2 separate regions of the Homo sapiens genome follow, and region 1 is linked to region 2. Evidence: read pairs that join two places in POLR2A ChIA-PET (ENCODE). Cell type or tissue: PC-3. All regions are shown on one strand. Each heading gives the region's core, and the rest is flanking DNA. Links, peaks and the distances in the headings are about the cores only. Region 1 overlaps FOXA1 (forkhead box A1). Region 2 overlaps MIPOL1 (mirror-image polydactyly 1).

Region 1 (5,305 bases), core at 1-5,000, 390 kb before region 2:
TGTGGCAATACTCTTAACCATAAGAATTGAAATGGTGAAGAAACAAGTATACACTAGAGGCTCTTAAAAGTATTGAAAGACAATACTGCTGTTATATAGCAAGACATAAACAGATTATAAACATCAGAGCCATTTGCTTCTCAGTTTACATTTCTGATACATGCAGATAGCAGATGTCTTTAAATGAAATACATGTATATTGTGTATGGACTTAATTATGCACATGCTCAGATGTGTAGACATCCTCCGTATATTTACATAACATATAGAGGTAATAGATAGGTGATATACATGATACATTCTCAAGAGTTGCTTGACCGAAAGTTACAAGGACCCCAACCCCTTTGTCCTCTCTACCCACAGATGGCCCTGGGAATCAATTCCTCAGGAATTGCCCTCAAGAACTCTGCTTCTTGCTTTGCAGAGTGCCATGGTCATGTCATTCTGAGGTCACATAACACATAAAATTAGTTTCTATGAGTGTATACCATTTAAAGAATTTTTTTTTCAGTAAAAGGGAATATTACAATGTTGGAGGAGAGATAAGTTATAGGGAGCTGGATTTCAAAACGTGGTCCAAGATTCAAAAATCCTATTGATAGTGGCCATTTTAATCATTGCCATCGTGTGCTTGTTTCATCCAGTGTTATGCACTTTCCACAGTTGGACATGGTGTTAGTATAGCCAGACGGGTTTCATTATTATTTCTCTTTGCTTTCTCAATGTTAATTTATTGCATGGTTTATTCTTTTTCTTTACAGCTGAAATTGCTTTAAATGATGGTTAAAATTACAAATTAAATTGTTAATTTTTATCAATGTGATTGTAATTAAAAATATTTTGATTTAAATAACAAAAATAATACCAGATTTTAAGCCGTGGAAAATGTTCTTGATCATTTGCAGTTAAGGACTTTAAATAAATCAAATGTTAACAAAAGAGCATTTCTGTTATTTTTTTTCACTTAACTAAATCCGAAGTGAATATTTCTGAATACGATATTTTTCAAATTCTAGAACTGAATATAAATGACAAAAATGAAAATAAAATTGTTTTGTCTGTTGTTATAATGAATGTGTAGCTAGTAAAAAGGAGTGAAAGAAATTCAAGTAAAGTGTATAAGTTGATTTAATATTCCAAGAGTTGAGATTTTTAAGATTCTTTATTCCCAGTGATGTTTACTTCATTTTTTTTTTTTTTTTTGACACCGGCTTAAGCCTTCTGTGTTTCCTTTGAGCCTTTTCACTACAAAATCAAATATTAATTTAACTACCTTTCCTCCTTCCCCAATGTATCACTTTTCTTTATCTGAGAATTCTTCCAATGAAAATAAAATATCAGCTGTGGCTGATAGAATTAAGTTGTGTCCAACGGAGACTCATGAACTCTCTTCTCATTAAAAGAGAAACGAAACTTAGCCATCAGGGTAGCTCTGGAGGAGGTGGGAGGAGGGGAGTTAATTCACTCTCGCAGGGGAAGCGTTGTACCGACAGGACATTTTAGGGTAGCCGCTATTTTGCATTTTGTGAAGATTGTTTTAAATTTTGATTCAAAAATGTCGTTCCTAAGAACTTAAAGTTGATAATTTGTTTCCTTCTAAGGAGCTTTTAAATGCAACTTCACACTCCATAGTTGCTTGGGATCACAAAATCATTAATCTCCTTTGATAGCAGGCTCACTTTCCAGTCCACCTATTTCTTTGTAAGTCTTGTTCGGATTGACATCAACAATAACAACACCAGCTCAAGCAGAGGCCTGCCTGCCTGAGCCCTTGTGTATGAACTCCATCCTCACCAGGGCTTGAACTTGGACAGCCTTTACTTTGATCGCCCCACTCCACACCGCGGACAAGATAAAAAGAGCCGTGTGAGTCGCTTAATTATCGCGTAATTGCCTCCCCAGATGAGAGAAAGGGTGCCATGTAGCACTTGAAAAAATCCAGAAATCCCAAACCCCCACTCACTTCAGTTAATGAAAGGAGGAGGGGAGGGAAATTACTGGTTTGAATAATTTCAAACCCTAATTTGGAGACCTCGGAAGGACATCAAAGTCCCAAAGAGAGGAAAAAGCTTCCAATCCCAACAGTTACTCTTATTTACATAAGGTAAACAAATTCAGCTTCCAAATGTAATATAAAGGCGTGGGCTTGGGCCTCGGAATCCCGCCCCCACTGAATCTAAGATGTTTAACTTCTGTGCTGTCCTCTCTGTGATGTTCCCTTTCTCCTTTTCAACGTATTAGAAACATCAGCGCCTTGCCTTCACCCCACCAAGCTTAAGTTGGCCTTAGCTCTCGCTCTGTTACTTGCCGGAGACATTTTCTAGTTATGCGGGGGACGGGGGCACTTTGGAGACCTGCCTCGGGAGCTGGACCGCGGGGAGCCTGCAGGCCCAGCCCCTGCTTTGTGGGCTTCTCGCAGTTCTCAGACCGCACACTCCGCCACCTCTGGGTGATGCGACCTGCCACCCGCGCGTTAGGACGCGCGCGGGTTGGCGGCCAGGACAGCTGGTTGCCAGGGAAGGCGGACAGAGCAGGACAGCAAGCGTCTCGAGGTGACAAGTGCAGATAGTTCTTCATTGTTTGGGCATTTTCCCTTCCTAGCGAATAAATCTCCTGTTGAGCCCGGGACCTAAAAGTCAACAAAGAAGGCCAGCCGCCTCGTTACGGCTCCTGCGGCCCCGGCGGCCCGCGTTGCCGCGGCTGCTCCCGCTGCGTAATCCCTTCCTCGGAAACCCGGACACACAAACACCCGGGCGCCCGGGCTGGGGCGCCGCGCCCCTGGGTCAGGAAGAAAACATCTGTGGTTCCGAGGGAGTGCGGAGACCCTGCCTGAGGGCGCCGCCTTCCTGCGACCCCCACCCCATCCCCTTTTCGTCTGGGTGTTTCCACATTTCTTCACCTCGCCAGCTCCCGAAGACCAGGGCCGGAAAGGGGCTGCTGACCGTCCCGCCGCGGTGCTCCTGCTCGCTGGTCTTAGGAATTTCGCCCGAGATGGGGGAGGGGTCCCCGGGGAGGGGAGGGAGGGGGCGAAGAGGGGCGAGGAGGGAAAGCCTTCCTCCTGACCCAAGTGTACAGCTCCGGTGGCGCTCGGACCCACCAACGCTACCGAGCAAACATTTTTACAAAAAAGAAAAAAACAAATGTTTTGGGAGTGAGCATAGGACAGGGGAGGGGAGCTGCAATTGTTACTCTCACCTTGCATTTAGGAAGGGCAGGTATGAAACATTTTTAAGGTGACAAAAACAGAACCAAAGATAGGGAAGAAGAAAAGCTCACCAGTTCTATTCAGCAAAAACTAAACAACTCACAGGTGTTCGGAAGTAGAAGGCAGTTCCGTCCATTTTCTACATGATGGCTAATACAGTGTTTACATCAAAGGCAAAATTTAATTTCCATTGTCCCTTTGTGATCCCCCTCATACAGGATAAACTGATGAGAATTATTAGGGAAGGAGGGATTAAAACAAACAAGATCCTAGTAAAGCTCCCAACCTCTGTTTTCATTTTCTGAAGGCTAGATACCTAATTGATTTCACTGAAAGCATAAAAACATTATATTTCTTAGAAGTCTAACAGATTTGAACGAGCCATAACAGAAAAGAAGTCCTGAAGTGATAAAAATGTAAGCCCTTGTTTTGGCATTTTAAAAAATTGGTCTCAATTCCACAAACATGCTTAAGTTTCTTTGCAAAAAACTGCCGAGATCAATACAAATTCCTTCCAATGCTGGCCAAAGTAGAAGACCTGTCACCCAAATTAATTAACCTTTCCTCAAGATCAATTGGTTTTCTGTTGATTTAGCAGTAATATTGTAGAACATTTAGCTATAATGTATTTTAATGTGATCCCTCAATGTCAACAGGAAAAAATTCGTTGAAAAATAAAATAGCTTAAATAAGTTAGTAGACATTTTATACCTTTGTAGGAAATATTTTGCCTTCAAAAATTAAATACCAATTGTTTATTTGAATTGTAATAAAGTGTGTTTTGCAACTAAATGGAGTTAAGAGCATGCCTAATTACTCCAAGATAGTTATATGCAAAAAGATGATTGTTTTAAAGATATCTAGAACTAAATAGGTAATCAAATTATGCTGAAATTTAAAAACAAAATTTTCTCAAACTGAAAGAATCGTTAGAATCAATAGATTCTCATGAGAGTAAGAATGTAAGAAAATGAAATGAAAAAAACATGAATATTTCACAATCTTCCTGTTTATAAATAGAATTGATTTGGAAAGGTAAAGCGTTTCTTAAAGTAGCCACTTACACAAGTTTTATTTTCATGCACGATGTTAGTGTATCCAAATAACATTTAACAACAGATTACCTTAAATCTTGTGTTTTTTCTTCCAAATAGCTAAGTTTGGGGGCATAATAATTCCATTGGTTTTTCTTTTAGCCCCAGCCCAGCATGGTTCTTTGAACTTTGGCCAGCTAGGACTGCAGCCCTCACCTTTTTGTTCTCCACCATCATTTTACCAAGCAATCTGGGGCTGGAAAATACCCATGCCATTCAATTTTAACTTGTAAAATGCATGAATTTTCCTGTTATAAACATTTTAAAACACCTGACAAGGGGGAAATCCTCACTTGCCACCTTTCTTTTTCTATTTAACTTCCTTATTTCTCCAATTATGTTAGCTGTGACTACAGTGTAAGAGCAAAGCACATGGTGAGAGTGAGCACTCCTCCCCCTTGCAGTCCCGGGAAATAAGGAGCCCTCCTTTTTCTGGGTGCCACTCCGTGATCTTTTGGGGTTCTCTATGTTCCAGTCAACCTAAAGGACAGAGGCAAGATATTCTCCCTCAAAATCCAGGAAGGAAAGGGCTTAAGTAGAATCGTGCTCGAATACATCAGAATCCAGGTGGAATGCGGGTCAAGTCACTGGCGAAATCAAGAACCAGGCCAGTGACACCAACGGCAGGCCTGACTCAGAATTTAAGTGTGAGGTTGCCTTGGTTTAACTTTTTACGTCTCTCAACTCCCCTTCAAGATTACACATCAGGGGCTTTTTCTTTTCTCTTTATTTAATTTCTGAAACCAAGGAAAAAAACAACCTGGAAATTCCCCCCAAAGCATTGCTATTGCCTGCAAATTGGGAACAATGAATTAAATTGGAAACCTCCTTAGCCAATCCCCCCGCCCCCCCCCCCAACACACACACACTTTTAAAAAGGAGTACATTTGTTATTCTTTTGCTTGCCTGCTCATATCCCGGGTCAGTTTTCTGGTTTCTCTCTCTTACGCCAAAGATTGTTTTAAAACACAAACAATTTAATGAAAAGACTTTAAGGAGCTCTGCG
Region 2 (5,380 bases), core at 142-5,141:
CAAACACCGCAAGTTCTCACTCATAGGTGGGAACTGAACAATGAGATCACTTGGACACAGGGTAGGCAACATCACACACCAGGGCCTGTTGGGGGATGGGGAGCTGGCGGGGGACAGCATTTGGAGAAACACCCAATGTAAATGATGAGTTGATGGATGCAGCAAACCAACATGGCACATGTATATACCTATGTATCAAACCTGCACTTTGTGTACATGTACCCTAGAACTTAAGGTATTAAAAAAAAAAAACTGAATGTGTTTTAACAGCAGCCATGTCACCTCTTGAAAGCTTTGTTGCTTAAAAATTTCTTCCACTGGCTGGGTGCAGTGGCTTATACCTGTAATCCCTGCACTTTGGGAGGCCGAGGTGGGTGGATCACCTGAGGTCAGGAGTTCCAGACCAGCCTGGCCAACATGATGAAATCCTGTCTCTACTAAAAATACAAAAAATTAGCTGGGCGTGGTAGTGCATGCCTGTAATCCCAGCTACTCAGGAGGCTGAAGCAGGAGAATCACTTGAACCCAGAGGTGGAGGTTGCAGTGAACTGAGATCGTGTCACTGCACCCCAGCCTGGACAATAAAAGCAAAACTCCGTCTCAAAAAAAAAAACAAAAAACTTATTCCATCAGATATCTTAAATCATCTCTCTCAAGTTCAAAGTTCGACAAATCTCTGGGGCAGGAGCAAAATGCCGCCAGTCTCTTTGCTTTTGCTACAGTTCTCAACAAGTTCCTCATTTCTATCTGAGACCACCTCAGCCTAGATTTTATTGTCCATATCACTATCAGCATTTTGGGCAAAGCCATTCAATAAGTCTCCAGGAAGTTCCAAACTTTCCCACATTTTCCTGTCTTCTTCTGAGCCCTCCAAACTATTCCAGCCTCTGCTTGTTACCCAGTTTCAAAGTCACTTCCACATTTTCAGGTATCTTTTCAGCAGCACCCCACTCTACTGTATTAGTCCATTTACTGTGTTAGTCTGTTTACTGTGTTAGTCCGTTTTCACGCTGCTAATAAAGACATACTTGAGACCAGGCAATTTACAAAAGAAAGAGGTTTAATGGGCTCGCAGTTCCACGTGGCTTGGGAGGCCTCACAATCATCGTGAAAGGTGAAAGGCACATCTCACATGGCGGCAGCAAAAAAGAATGAAAGCCAAGCAAAAGGGGTTTCCCCTTATAAAACCATCACATCTCATGGACTTATTCACTACCATGAGAACGGTATGAGAGAAACCACCCATGATTCAATTATCTCCCACTGGATCCCTCCCACAACATGAAGGAATTATGGCAGCTACAATTCAAGATGAGATTTGCGTGGGGACACAGGCAAACTATATCACTACTTAACACATTAAACCCAAATTCAACAGCTTAAAACAATACACATTTGCAATCTCACTACTTAACACATTAAACCCAAATTCAACAGCTTAAAACAATACACATTTGCAATCTCACAGTTGCTAAAAATCAGAAATTGAGTGTTGCTTGGCTAAGTCCTCCAGCCCAGGGTCTCTCAAAAGGCTGGAATCGAAGTGTCAGCCAGGGGTGCAGTCATCTCAATGTTCAACAGGGAGAGGATCTGCTTCCAAACTCTCTCGGTGGTCGTTGGCAGGATTAATATCCCTGAGGGGGCTGGGCGCAGTGGCTCACGTCTGTAATCCCAGCACTTTGAGAGGCCAAGGTGGGCGGACCACGTGGTCAGGAGATCAAGACCATCCTGGCTAACGTGGTGAAACCCTGTCGCTACTAAAAATATAAAAAATTAGCTGGGCGTGGTGGCATGTGCCTGCAGTCCCAGCTACTTGGGAGGCTGAGGCAGGAGAATTGCTTGAACCCGGGAGGCGGAGGTTGCAGTGAGCCAAGATCGCACCACTGCTTTCCAGCCTGGGCGGCAGAGTGAGACTTCATCTCAAATAAATAAATAAACAAATGCCTGAGGTTTTTTAGACTGAGAACCTCAGTTCCTTACTGGCTGGAGGTCCCCTTCAGTTCCTTGACAGGTGGGCCTTTTCACAGGTCAGTTCACAACATGACAGCTGACTTCCTCAAGGTGAGTGAGCAACAGAGTGCCAGCAAAAAGGGAAGTCATAGATTTTGTAATCTAATCTGAGAAGTGACATCACACCATTTTTGCCATATTCTAGTAGAAGTGAGCCTCTAGGTCTAGTTCACCCTCAAGAGGAAGGAACTACACAAGAGTGAATACCAAGGTCATTTTAGAAGGCTCCCTATCACAGGTAGTATAATGGAAAAAGCAACTGGAATAAAAACCAGAACAAAAATAGGTTCTAGTAACTATGTGACTAAACTGAGAAGGTAGCCTAAATGACCCCTACGGTCTCTTGGCAGTCTTTTGAAAAAGATTACCAGAGATTAGAGATACTTCATCAAAAGGCCTCATTTCACAAAAGAAAGCTGAGTTCCAGGAAAAGTTAAAACAAACAGGTAGTGAGCCACACTTATTTTGCTCTTATGCCCAGTGCTCTTTCCACTATAGTAAACTGTTTTTGTAATTAATGCTCTAAAACAGTTCTATCTTCTCTTTATGATAGTCTCAAAATCTAATAAATTCAATAGAGAGAATAATAATACAATGCTGACAAAAGCAGCTACAATTGATTAATCTTGTGCATTATCTCTTTTTCTCTCATCAACCCTAAAGCCATCTCTAGATGGTACGTGAAGTTGCAAGTGGAAGTGAGTCATCTGCCCATCCCCAGTCCCAGGTAGCTGGACGTACTAGTAATAAGATTTGCTGGAAATAAATTATAAAAGCAACAAATAAGCAATAGACAAATACATTCACCTTGAACACACAGTCACCCTAAATATGGTAAACAAGATTAAATGTAACCTAAATAAAGTATCTAAAAACTGCAACCAGAAAAGGCAAGGTTTGTTAGTAATGAAATCCTGGAAAATTGTCCCAGAAGTCAACAATGGCAATGTAGTGCAGGCAATATGCAGGGGAGAAGGTACGGTCAGAAGCTAATGACTACAATTGGACTCACAAATACATCCTTACTAATATGAAAGCATCACCTAAGGATGATCGTACAAATTAAATATTTGTGCCACATAAATTCCCTATTTGCTCCCTTATGAAGTCTGAAGCCCTGGAGGGAGGGGACTCCCTTGTCTGAGAATCCCTCCTACTGGCACATGCCCTTTATTACCCATAATAATTTGTAGTGACTCCAAGCTGATTCAAGGAGTGCCATGAAAAACACGCATATGAACACAATTGCTTTGTGTGGGACTTATAAAGCAGGAAGGTATTTACATTAGTCATTGTGTGTGTGTTTGTGTGTGTGTGTGTGTGTGTGTAATGAAATGCAGTATGTACTGGATCCAGAATTTCTATATGAGAAAAGCTTACTTAACTGCAATGAATTGATAGTGGAAGGTGAGGCCCCTCTTAAATCTATCTGCATAACAATCAAGTAAGACTAAAAAAAACAATTATACATATCAAAGAAGGATCACACTGATGAAATTACCCTCACACCCTTCATTAGTATTAGCATATATCTAAATGTGCACTAAATTCACTTCTATAAATTACTTAAAAACAAGAAATGGGCTGGTGCAGTGGCTAATGCCTGTAATCCTGGCACTTTGGGAGGTCGAGGCAGGAGGACCTGAGGCCAGGGGTTGGATACTAGACCGGACAACAAAGGTAGACTCTGTCTCAACAAAAACAGAAAACAAAATAGCTAGGTGTGATGTTGAGCACCTGCAGTCCTATCTACTTGGGAGGTTGCAGCAGGGAAGACAGCTTGACCCCAGGTCAAGGTTACAGTGAGCTATGATTGCACCACTGTACTCCAGCCTGAGTGACAGAGCAAGATCCTGTTTCTAAAAGCAACAACAAGAACAACAACAAATACCTAGAAAGTGTTAGCTAAAAATGTTAACATGGATGGTGGGCTGAATGGTATTAAAGTAAAATTTTGGGCAATACTGAGCAAAAGGCAGGGGGCCAAGAGTAAAAGATGAACTGGGCAGCCCAAAGAGACATTTAAGGAAGAAAGGGCCTCCATCCTGGGAAGAGGTGTCACAGTTGAGCTTCACGGCCCAAGTCAATGGCTATTACGTCCTATATCATGAGTGTACTCAATCACTAGATAAAAATGTCAGAAAACCCAAGATGGAACAGCTCAAAGGACAAAATGCACCTTAAAATATTACAATAACTATATTATATATTTTTACATATTTTTACTCAAAATATCCAGAACTGTCTAGACATTCATCCTTTTCTTTCCTAGCCTTTTAAATAATATCAAAGAAAGACTGTCTCTTCTTTCTTTTCTCACTTCTTACCTGTCTTTTGTTCTTCAGATTTACAGGGTGAGAAGAAAGTGGGAGAAGTAAAAACAATTCAGACAAGAATCAAACTGGCCTCTAATTAGTCTTAAGGTAAAACTGGTAAACCAAATAAAGTATGTTTAGAGATCTGAAATCCAACACCAAAACACTATAACACATGCTGCTTTACAATACTGGCCAGGTGTGGTGGCTTGTGCCTGTAATCCCAGCATTTAGGGAGGCTGGGGAAGGAGGATCACTTGAGCTCAGGAGTTTAAAACCAGCCTGGGCAACATGGCAAAACCCCATCTCCACAAAAAAATATTAAAATTAGCCTGGGCATGTTGGTGTGTGCCTGTAACCCTAGCTACTTGGGAAGCCGAGGTGAGAGGATCACTTCAGCCCAGGAGGCAGAGGCTGCAGTGAACCGAGATCACCCCACTGCACTCCAGCCTGGGTGACAGAGGTACACCTTGTCTCAAAAAAAAAAAAAAAAAAAATACACACACACACACACACACACACACACACACACACACACACACACACATAGATAGATATAGTATTATGGATCTATATTTCTCTAATATAGCCCATCTCAGTTACTGATTTCACATCCAACCAATTGGCAAAAAATTGAACAAACATTTTTCAATAGAGCAGGGGTTAGTACGCTATGGCCCACAACTCAAATCCAGCCAGAGGACTGTGTTAAAAAAAAAAAAAAAAAAAAAAACTAACTGGGAAACCATTAGGTTGAGACAGCTCCAGCACTTTGGGTTCCTATGTAAACAAACCAAAACCCAACTCAATGTAAACAGTAAAACTAAACTTGAGTTTAATCAATCAGAAACCACCAAACAACTTCTAACTAGAGACATTCCACTGTTACCAATCAAATATTTTCTGTTTCCATAAACACCTTATAAAAGTTTTCCCCTCACACCCTCTTGGTGGAGTCTTGAATAACTTGTGGTCTGGTGATACCCAATTTATGAAATTGCTGAATGCTCATATAAACTCTAAAATTTCCATGTGCCTAAAGTTATCTTTTAACA

Evidence for each region. Peaks named below come from ENCODE experiments on the same cell type or tissue, not always from the same donor. Only the 100,000 strongest peaks of a DNase experiment are listed, where the experiment ranks them.
Region 1: POLR2A ChIA-PET joins it to region 2 with 15 read pairs; 2 of 35 experiments call an interaction of 5 or more read pairs at or near these places.

What each region holds. Positions count from the first base shown.
Region 1 is chr14:37,585,618-37,590,922 of GRCh38, reverse strand. It overlaps FOXA1 (forkhead box A1), which reads left to right. Exons shown (of 2, transcript NM_004496.5): 2 at 1-1,371. Among named protein-coding and RNA genes, the nearest start is that of FOXA1, 7.0 kb to the left of the region's middle. RefSeq lists an enhancer at 2,184-3,024. In PC-3, for the core only: no CTCF peak of the experiment used is centred there; DNase peaks (open chromatin) are centred at 1,442, 2,192, 2,622, 4,892 and 1 weaker place; H3K4me3 peaks cover 5,000 bases; H3K27ac peaks cover 5,000 bases.
Region 2 is chr14:37,200,343-37,205,722 of GRCh38, reverse strand. All of the region lies in intron 1 of MIPOL1 (mirror-image polydactyly 1), which reads right to left. Among named protein-coding and RNA genes, the nearest start is that of MIPOL1, 5.1 kb to the right of the region's middle. In PC-3, for the core only: no CTCF peak of the experiment used is centred there; DNase peaks (open chromatin) are centred at 2,732 and 3,252; H3K4me3 peaks cover 1,244 bases; H3K27ac peaks cover 2,150 bases.